Regions from separate parts of the Homo sapiens genome. Here region 1 is linked to region 2. A link is a contact called in ENCODE Hi-C or POLR2A ChIA-PET data. All regions are on one chromosome and are shown on one strand. Each heading gives the region's core, a stretch centred on a gene start or an enhancer-like site at or near the end of the contact. The rest is flanking DNA. Distances are from core to core; before and after follow the strand shown.

Region 1 (3,983 bases), core at 628-3,127, 35 kb before region 2:
TTACTGAAAAGGGTTTATAGGTTTGCAGAGCAATTCAACTGTGACATTTCTCTGAGAGATGTATATGTACAGGTCACGTATCCCTTATCTGAAAGGCTTGGGACAAGAAGTGTTCCGGATTTCATTTTTGGGGGGGATTTTGAAATATTTGCATTATACTTAACTGGCTGAGTATCCCAAATCCAAAAATCCAAACTCCAAAATGCTCCAATGAGCATTTCCTTTGAGTATCATGTGGGCACTCAAAAAGTTTCAAACTTTGGAGGATTTCAGATTTTCAGATTTGGGATACTCGACCTGTATCTCCTACAGCTCAGGAGTGTCTTTCTTAAGGACCTGAAAGCCACTCCTTTGAAATGTAATCATCAGGAAGGGTAAGGCTCAATCTCCCAGTCTGAGGGAGGATAGAATCCTAACTTTGATCACTGCCAGCGGACACAGTTAGCCTAATGACATTCACAGCGACCAACGCCTTGTAATTTTTCACTTGAGTACCCACTCACTCCACCTCCCTGCACCCTCAAGCTCTCTTTAAAAGGCCCAGCTACCTCCACACAAGTCAGCCTGGAGCTCAGCTCTTTCCTCTACTGTCAGTAGTTACAGAGTAAAATCTGTTTTCATTGCTCTGAGGTCCAGCTTTGTTTAATCTTTGACAATCCATACAATGGAATATATGATTCAGTCATAAAAAGGAATAAAGTGCTGACACATGCTACTACACAGATGACCCTTGAAAACATTATGTCAAGTGAAAATGGCCAGGCTATATATTACATGATTCCATTTAGATGAAATGTCTACAATAGGCAAATCTAGAAAGAAAGTAGATTAGTGATTGACAGGGGCTGAAGGCAGAGGGGAATTGGCAATGACTACTTTTTTAAATTATTATTTTTTTTTTAAGATACAGGGTTTTGGTCTGTTGCCCAGAATGGGGTGCAGGGGCACTATTATAGCTCACTACAGCCTTGCAGCCCAACTCCTCGGCTCAAGTCATCCTCTTGCCCCAGCCTCCCAAGTAGCTGGGATTACAGGTACATGCCACGAAGCCCAGCTTTGGCAGTGACTACCTGTTGGGATGATAAAAATGTTCTGGAATTATTTAGTGGTGACCAACGCACAACCTTGTAAATATACTAAAAAACATTAAATTGTACACTTTAAAAGACTGAACTTTCTGGCATAAGAACTATATCTCAATAAAACTACTTAAACTAAGATAAAATGAAAATAATGACTAATATTTTATAAATTTGTTTGTCAAAGGAAAGTTACGAAATCAAAAACCTCAGACTGTAATTTTTGGGAACATGACATACATTGAACACATTTGGCCTCTGTCACATTGGCACTGCAAGAAACTTCTAGAGGTAGTAAGTATGGACAAACTCTTAAAACATTCACGAAAATTAGTGGGACCCTGATCAAGTTTTTGAGGATGAAACAAAAGTATAATTGAAGTAGAAAACATGGGCAAGGTCAACAGCCCCAGTCCTGTAACTCGTCAAATTGCCACCAGATACACCAGCAAGAGGTTAGGTATCTTAGTGAGCTGTTCGCAATTTCACAACTCACTATGTAACCAACTAGAGACCAGGCATCCAACCTCTCTCTTTTACAGATGAAGAAACTGAGACCAGAGAGGTGAAGTGATTTACCCTGAAACCATACAGTCATCAAGGTCAAGTAACCTGGATTCTTAGGCCATAAATCCTTGAGCAAGTGGGATTCCAACATTCAAAAAGAAAGTGCGGGAAGTGAAATGGAAGAGATGTGAAAACTCCTCCTCATGCCAGCAGAAACAAGAAAACTCTGTGTCTGCCACAGAGCCTAGGACTTGCTTGTCAGGTTTTCCTCTTGGCACAGCCTACAAAAGGGCAGACCTGAGCAGCCAGCCCCATCTACACCCTAGATCAGCTGAGCCCACGAGAAATGAGAAACTAAGAGGAGAAACACGTTTAAACCTGAGAAATCCCTTTCACGTTGATACTTTTATAAAAGTCAGCAGGACTTACTTCAATATTCTCCACAATCCTTGTAACTACGGAGGCGGTAACTGAATACCAATAGGACTCCCCTTTCTGCTGGCGGTCATTCTACAAAGACAAGAGTCAGCATTAGCTCAATCTAGTGTTCTTGCTCATCTTACACGTGTCACCACAACTGCTCTTATGGCCCAGAAGATCTCTGCCTTGCCTTCCATTTCTCCTCCAGGGCTTGAAGTAGTGCTTTCTTACGTTCCCTTTCCAACAGCTTCTCCTTTTCATCATTGAAATCCTGTATTTTCTCTGGGGCTCCAATTAAGTGAAGGCTGGAGATGGAGATCACCCAAGGGTCCACATGGGGGCGATAAAAGGGAATCTGAAGGGTTACTTTCCCAATGAAGCCTGGAAGGAGAAGGAAAGTCTTGTTCACCATCTGTACACATTTTTAATTCTTTCCATTTTTTGGTATTTTTACAATTTTGTTTAAGGAGCATGGATTGCTGTTACTACTTTTTTTTATTTAAAACAACAGGCAGCAGGCTCTTGCACATGTGAAACAAGTGTTAGGAGGCTGACATCTGTAAGAATAAGGTATAATGACTTATATAAGCTGGAAAAAGTTCGCGAAGACTTTACCACATCAACAGTAACATCCCTCCTCTAGAAACTATCTCCTTTTCCAACTGGAGTACATCTTACACTTGCTCAGGGTGTCTTTCTTCCCCGGGTCCCGCACAAGCCCATGGACACTAAACTCATTTCTTGTTCATTAGTCATTGTCTGGTTGATAAGCACTAGTTGGAGTCATCAGACCTATGATATATTCAATCTTGAACATACCCACCACAAACTGAAACATAGGTAAATGGTGCTGGCCTTCTCTCAATAAAGAATTCTGATGCTTCATGAGAACCTGGGCTGATGAGAAAGCCAAACGGCTCGGTAGAATTGTGATATTTATTTCCCAAGTTCTTCCATTTCTAGCCAAGCCTCCTAGAATACAAGCTTTCTTTATGTTCAATTTATAAGAGTCAAGCAGTGTTGCCCAGGCTGGTCTTGAACTCCTGGCCTCAAGTGATCCTCCTGCCTCAGCCTCCCAAAGTGCTGGGATTCCAGGTGAAAGCCACCAAGTCCAGTCCAACAATGGTATTTTTAATGACAACATCAAATGATCAACCGTGTAATCCAGTAATAAATTCAGAAATTTAGCCAAGCTTGGTGGCACGCAGCTGTATTCAACTATTCCAACTAATAGCTGGGGAAGCTGAGGCAGGAGGATCTCTTTAGCCTGGAAGTTCAAAGCTGTAGTGAGCTATGATAGCATCCCTGTACTCCAGCCTGGGTGACAAAGCAAGACCCTGTCATAAATAAATAAATACATAAATAAAAAGGAGGCCAGGCATGGTGGCTCACGCCCGTAATCCCAGCACTTTGGGAGGCCGAGACAGGCAGATCACCTGAGGTCAGGAGTTCAAGACCAGCCTGGCCAACAAGGCGAAACCTCGTCTCTACTAAAAATACAAAAAAATTAGCCGGGCATGGTGGTGCACACCTGTAGTCCCAGCTACTCTAGAGGCTGAGGCAGAAGAATTGCTTCAACCCGAGAGGCAGAGGTTGCAGTGAGCCGAGATCGCACCACGGCACTCCAGCCTCGGTGACAGAGCGAGACTCCATCTGAAAAAAAAAAAAGAAAAGAAAAGAAAAAGAAAAAGGGAAAGGGGAAAGAAAAGGAAACCTTGAATGTAGAACAGAGGTTCTCACACTTGAGTAAACATAAGAATCACCTGGAGTGCTTATTAAACACTGTAGGTTCAATGACATTCCCTCAGAGATTCTGATTCAGTCGGTCCGGGTATCACCTGACCTCCCCACCACCATCACAAGGTCATCCTGATACGAGTGGCCCAAAGACCACACTTTAAGACTGGCCTAAACTCTAACATTTGCTATATCCTTCCTCTAACTGGCCAAATCAATACAAACTCCAGGGCTCTCAGT
Region 2 (4,156 bases), core at 897-3,396:
CGTTGCTATCTCTGAAGATGGACGAAGGGGCCATAAGTCAAGGAATGCAGGTACCGCTGGAAGCTGAAGGCAAGGAATCAGATTCTCCCCTAAAGCCTCCAAGAACAAATTCCCCATTTGAGCCTAGCAGGCCTGGCAACACCTTGCTTTTATACTTCTGGCTCCCAGAGCTGTAGGAGAATGAAATTGTATTGTTTTAAGCCACTGAGTTTGTGTGGTTTGTTATAGCAACAACAGGAACTAATATATCGGGGAGGGGACCTGTTGTCACTGCTGGGCAGCACCAAGGACCCCCATAGAATTTATTCTTTTTTTCCATCCCCCAGGCTGGAGTGCAGTGGCAAGATCTCAGCTCACAACAACCTCCGCCTCCTGGGCTCAAGCAATCCTCCCACTTCAACCTCATGGGTAGCTGGGATTCCAGGTACGTGCCACCGCACCCAGCTAGTTTCTGTATTTTTCTGTGGAGATGAGGTTTCACCATGTTGCCCCAGGCTGGTCTTGAACTCCTGAGCTCAAGCAGTCTGCCCACCTCAGCCTCCCAAAGTGCTGGGATTACAGGCATAAGCCACTGTGCCCAGCCAAGTCTAATGATCATGAAATGAAAACGCGACCAGCCAGCATGGTGGAAGGCCATCATCCTGCCCCAGCCAGGTGCAGACGTGCAGGTGTGGCACAGGCAGAGAGCTGGGTTCAACCAGAGAGAGAACAACAAACCAGGAGAAAGTGCCGTGGGTGCGTACAAGGGAGAAAACGTAACCAACAGCTGCAGGTGCCACTGAGGGAGAAAGACAGGAGGAAGTAGGGGTGGGGGGAAGTGGGATGCTTGAAATTGAGATTAGCGTGCAGTTATCAGTAATGCCAGGCTCTAAGGCACTGGCATGGGCACACCCCGAAGGCCACATCCGCCTCCTGCCCATTCTTTCATGTCCTGTGCACAGCTGTTTTCACACTTCAACAGCACAGGTGAGTGGTTGTTGCAGAAACTGTAAGGCCTGCCAAGTGTAAAATATTGATTCTGGTCAGGCGCAATGGCTCACACCTGTAATCCCAGCAGTTCAGGAGGCCCAGGCCGGTGGATCACTTGAGCCCAGGAGTTCGAGACCAGCCTGGGCAACACAGGGAAACCCAAAAAATAAAAATAAAAAAATTTAAAATTTAGCTCGGCATAGTGGTCCATGCCTGTAGTCCTAGCTGCTCAAGAGGCTGCGACTGGAGGTCAGGGCTGCAGTGAGCCACGATCACATTTCAGCTTGGGTAACAGAGTGAGACCTTGTCTCAAAAAATTAAAATAAATTTGCTCCCTGGCTCTTTATGGAATAAGTGTGGGGAGCCTTGGTCAAGGGTTGAGTGACTGAGACAGGCTGGAGGACAGGACCATGGAGGAGAGGAGGGCGAGAAGCCAGGAGGCGGGGCGTTCCATCAATCACAGATCCTATAATCACCAAGAATGAAAATGGTCCCACTGAGGGAGTCACAGGAGCTGGAGTGACGATGGTGACCCAGGGGGTCAGTGGAACCAATACACAGGCCAAGGTCTCTCTCCCCTCCAAGGCTTTCTTCTAATTAATTGATTTTATTTATTTATTTTATTTGGAGACAGACTCTTACTCTGTCACCCAGGCTGGAGTGCAGTGGCCCGATCTCAGCTCACTGCAACCTCTGTTGCCTTGATTCAAGCAATTCTCGTGCCTCGGCCTCCTGACTAGCTGGGATTATAGGTGCATACCGTCATGCCCAGCTAATTTTTTGTATTTTTGGTAGAGATGGGGTTTCACCATGCTGGCCAGGCTAAGGCCTTTAAACTCAGAACTCCTTTTGCCTGACAGTTCCCTGCAATCCTTTGTTCTGGAAAACTGCTGCTCATCCCTCAGGAGGAGGTCAGAGGTCATCTCCAGAACCCTGTTCTAACCTCCTACCTGGGCCCAGGGATGTCCTCTGGGCCCCCAAAACCCTGTACTGGTCTGAGTATCCCAGGGGCAACCACTCTCCCCGAGTGGGGTCCCCAGGAGGGCAGAGCCTGGCTGCCTAGGCTGCTAGGGATCTGCAGAGACCCCATCCCGGTCCTGAGAGCAGGCCCAGGAGACCTGGAGGATGAAGGCATGAGACCAGGGCACACTTGGAACCCAGCCAGCTGTGTGGTCCCGAGCAGGAAGTTCTCTTATGGTTCACAGGCTTGAGGGGGCGGCTGTAACAGGGGTCCCTCTGTGGTCCAGTCACAACAGGGGCCAGCCAGACTCCAGGGACCGTGACGCCATCTCCCCTTACACAGGGGTGGCAGACAAGTAGGAGCATGGACAAACCCAAGCCCAGACCCCAGGCAGAGCCAGGGGTCGACGTGTAAAACAAACAGGTTTATTGATAAGCAGGAATGCCGTCCAGCATACAGTGCAAACTTTCATTGTCTTGGGATCAACACACACACACAAGGGAACCAAGGCCCCACAGAGTCTCCAAATTCATCGCTTCCCGGCTCTGCCCTGTGATGCCAAGGAAGCCTGAGGTTCTCCCAGGACTGTCCACCAGGGGGCAGGTGCGCTCCATCATGTCCTCATGTGGGTCCAATGTGGGCAGAAACCTGGCCAGTCCCAGCAGTCTGACTTTTTTTTTCTTTAAGAGACAGGGTCTCACTCTGTTGCTCAGGCTGGAGTGTAGTGGCGCGATCATAGCTCGCTGCAGCCTCAAACTCCTGGGCTCCAGTGATCCTCCCCTCAGCCTCCTGAGTACAGGTGCACGTCACTGCAGCCAGCCAGTCTGACATCTTGATTCCAGGGTGGAAAACCCTTCTTGTCTCCATGGTAATGGCTGGGCTCTCCCACCCTCCAATAGTTCAGCTGCCAAGCTCAAGTCCAGTGGAATTTATCAACAATTTATCACCCTGCCCCTGCTCTGCTAGACAATTTCATGCCTTCTCCTTTATCCCCATGCTCCTGAGACTGAGCCTTTCCAGGAGCCCCTCAACCTGCTTCCTCCCAGAATCCGGGCAAGGCTACACTGGTTTCCCCTCTGCAGGGCCCTGGCCCTGGGAGGGGGAAGGCTGACTCTAATGGGGAGGAATCCCAGCTTCAGTGGCTTCAAGGCAGGCCATTCAACTTACCGACCTTGGCTACACACACCCACGACACGCAACACAGACGCAGACACAAGACTGGCACTTGGGATCACACTGGCCATGTACCAAAGTGGCAGGGCAGCCCGTTTGGGGCCCAGGAATTGAAGGTGGGGAGTGGGGAAGAGGAACCCACCCCTCTGGGGGAGGAGGAGGGTCTAGGCTGAGGTAGGAGTAGAGAGATGGCTACGAGGACTCAGTCATCTCTAGTTCCTGAAATTCCCTGAAAGGAGATGGTGTGGCCTAGGACAGCAAGGAAGGAGGCGCGGGGCTGCAGGCACACCGGAGTGAAGGCGGAGGGTGCAAATGGCAGGTGGGGGGTTGGATGTGGCTGGCAGAGTTTGGCTTTGTCGTTGGCTTGTTGGCCTGAGTGGTACTTACTTTTTTAAAAAATTGGCAGATTTCTAGTTAGAAGTGCGTTATCTTGCCCAGGCCACAGCACTGAATATGGTGGCCTGCCTGGGCCCTCTGGGCATCTGACTTTCACACCATGGTACAAAAGGACAAGTTGGCATTTGGAGGCGGTGCTTTTTTTTTTCTTTTGAGACAGACTCTCGCTCTGTCGCCCAGGCTGGAGTGCAGTGGCGTGATCTCGGCTCCCTGCAACCTCCGCTTCCCGGGTTCAAACGATTTCCCAGCCTCAGGCTTCTGAGTAGCTGGGACTATAGGTGCCCGCCACCACGCCCGGCTAATTTCTGTATTTTTAGTAGAGATGGGGTTTTACCATGTTGGCCAGGCTGGTCTCGAACTCCTAACCTCAGGTGATCCACCCGCCTCAGCCTCCCAAAGTGCTGGGATCATAGGCGTGAGCCACTGCACCTGGCCTGAGGTGATGCTTTCCAAGCCTCCTGAGCTAACTTGAAGGACCCCGTTCCCTACAGGGCTGCCACCTCCTCCCTGCACAGAGCCCCAGGACCATCCCGCAGTCTCAGCCTCAGGCTGAAGCACTGTCCTGTCTTCATGGGTGACTCAGGCAGCATCCCTCCTCTCCAGAAAGCCCCTCTGCAGAAAAGGATGCTGGGGTTTTCTGGAAGCCAGAGCTGGGGC

What was found. A loop is a pair of places that touch in the nucleus more often than their neighbours do. ChIA-PET counts read pairs that join two places held with the same protein, here RNA polymerase II (POLR2A). Pooled maps may share reads with other maps.
Region 1: a map of endothelial cell of umbilical vein shows a loop between it and region 2 (5-fold over the local background). The contact joins two enhancer-like sites. A Hi-C loop is called at or near these places in 6 of 168 maps with a recorded cell type or tissue (B cell, CD4-positive, alpha-beta T cell, CD8-positive, alpha-beta T cell and 3 more), 2 of 37 single-sample maps with no recorded cell type and 10 of 50 pooled maps. POLR2A ChIA-PET finds 5 or more read pairs at or near these places in 10 of 52 experiments (CD4-positive, alpha-beta T cell, CD4-positive, alpha-beta memory T cell, IMR-90 and 7 more).

The regions. Positions count from the first base shown.
Region 1 is chr1:12,242,650-12,246,632 of GRCh38, reverse strand. VPS13D (vacuolar protein sorting 13 homolog D) reads right to left here. Exons shown (of 70, transcript NM_015378.4): 4 at 2,197-2,387; 5 at 2,016-2,096. Among named protein-coding and RNA genes, the nearest start is that of VPS13D, 15 kb to the right of the region's middle. Within about 2 kb of position 1,877, at least 2 of the 41 ENCODE cell types and tissues checked have a DNase peak (open chromatin) inside an H3K27ac peak, as active enhancers do.
Region 2 is chr1:12,207,406-12,211,561 of GRCh38, reverse strand. It overlaps TNFRSF1B (TNF receptor superfamily member 1B), which reads right to left. Exons shown (of 10, transcript NM_001066.3): 10 at 2,342-4,156. Among named protein-coding and RNA genes, the nearest start is that of MIR4632, 18 kb to the right of the region's middle. RefSeq lists a silencer at 1,004-1,083 and an enhancer at 4,072-4,156. Within about 2 kb of position 2,146, at least 8 of the 41 ENCODE cell types and tissues checked have a DNase peak (open chromatin) inside an H3K27ac peak, as active enhancers do.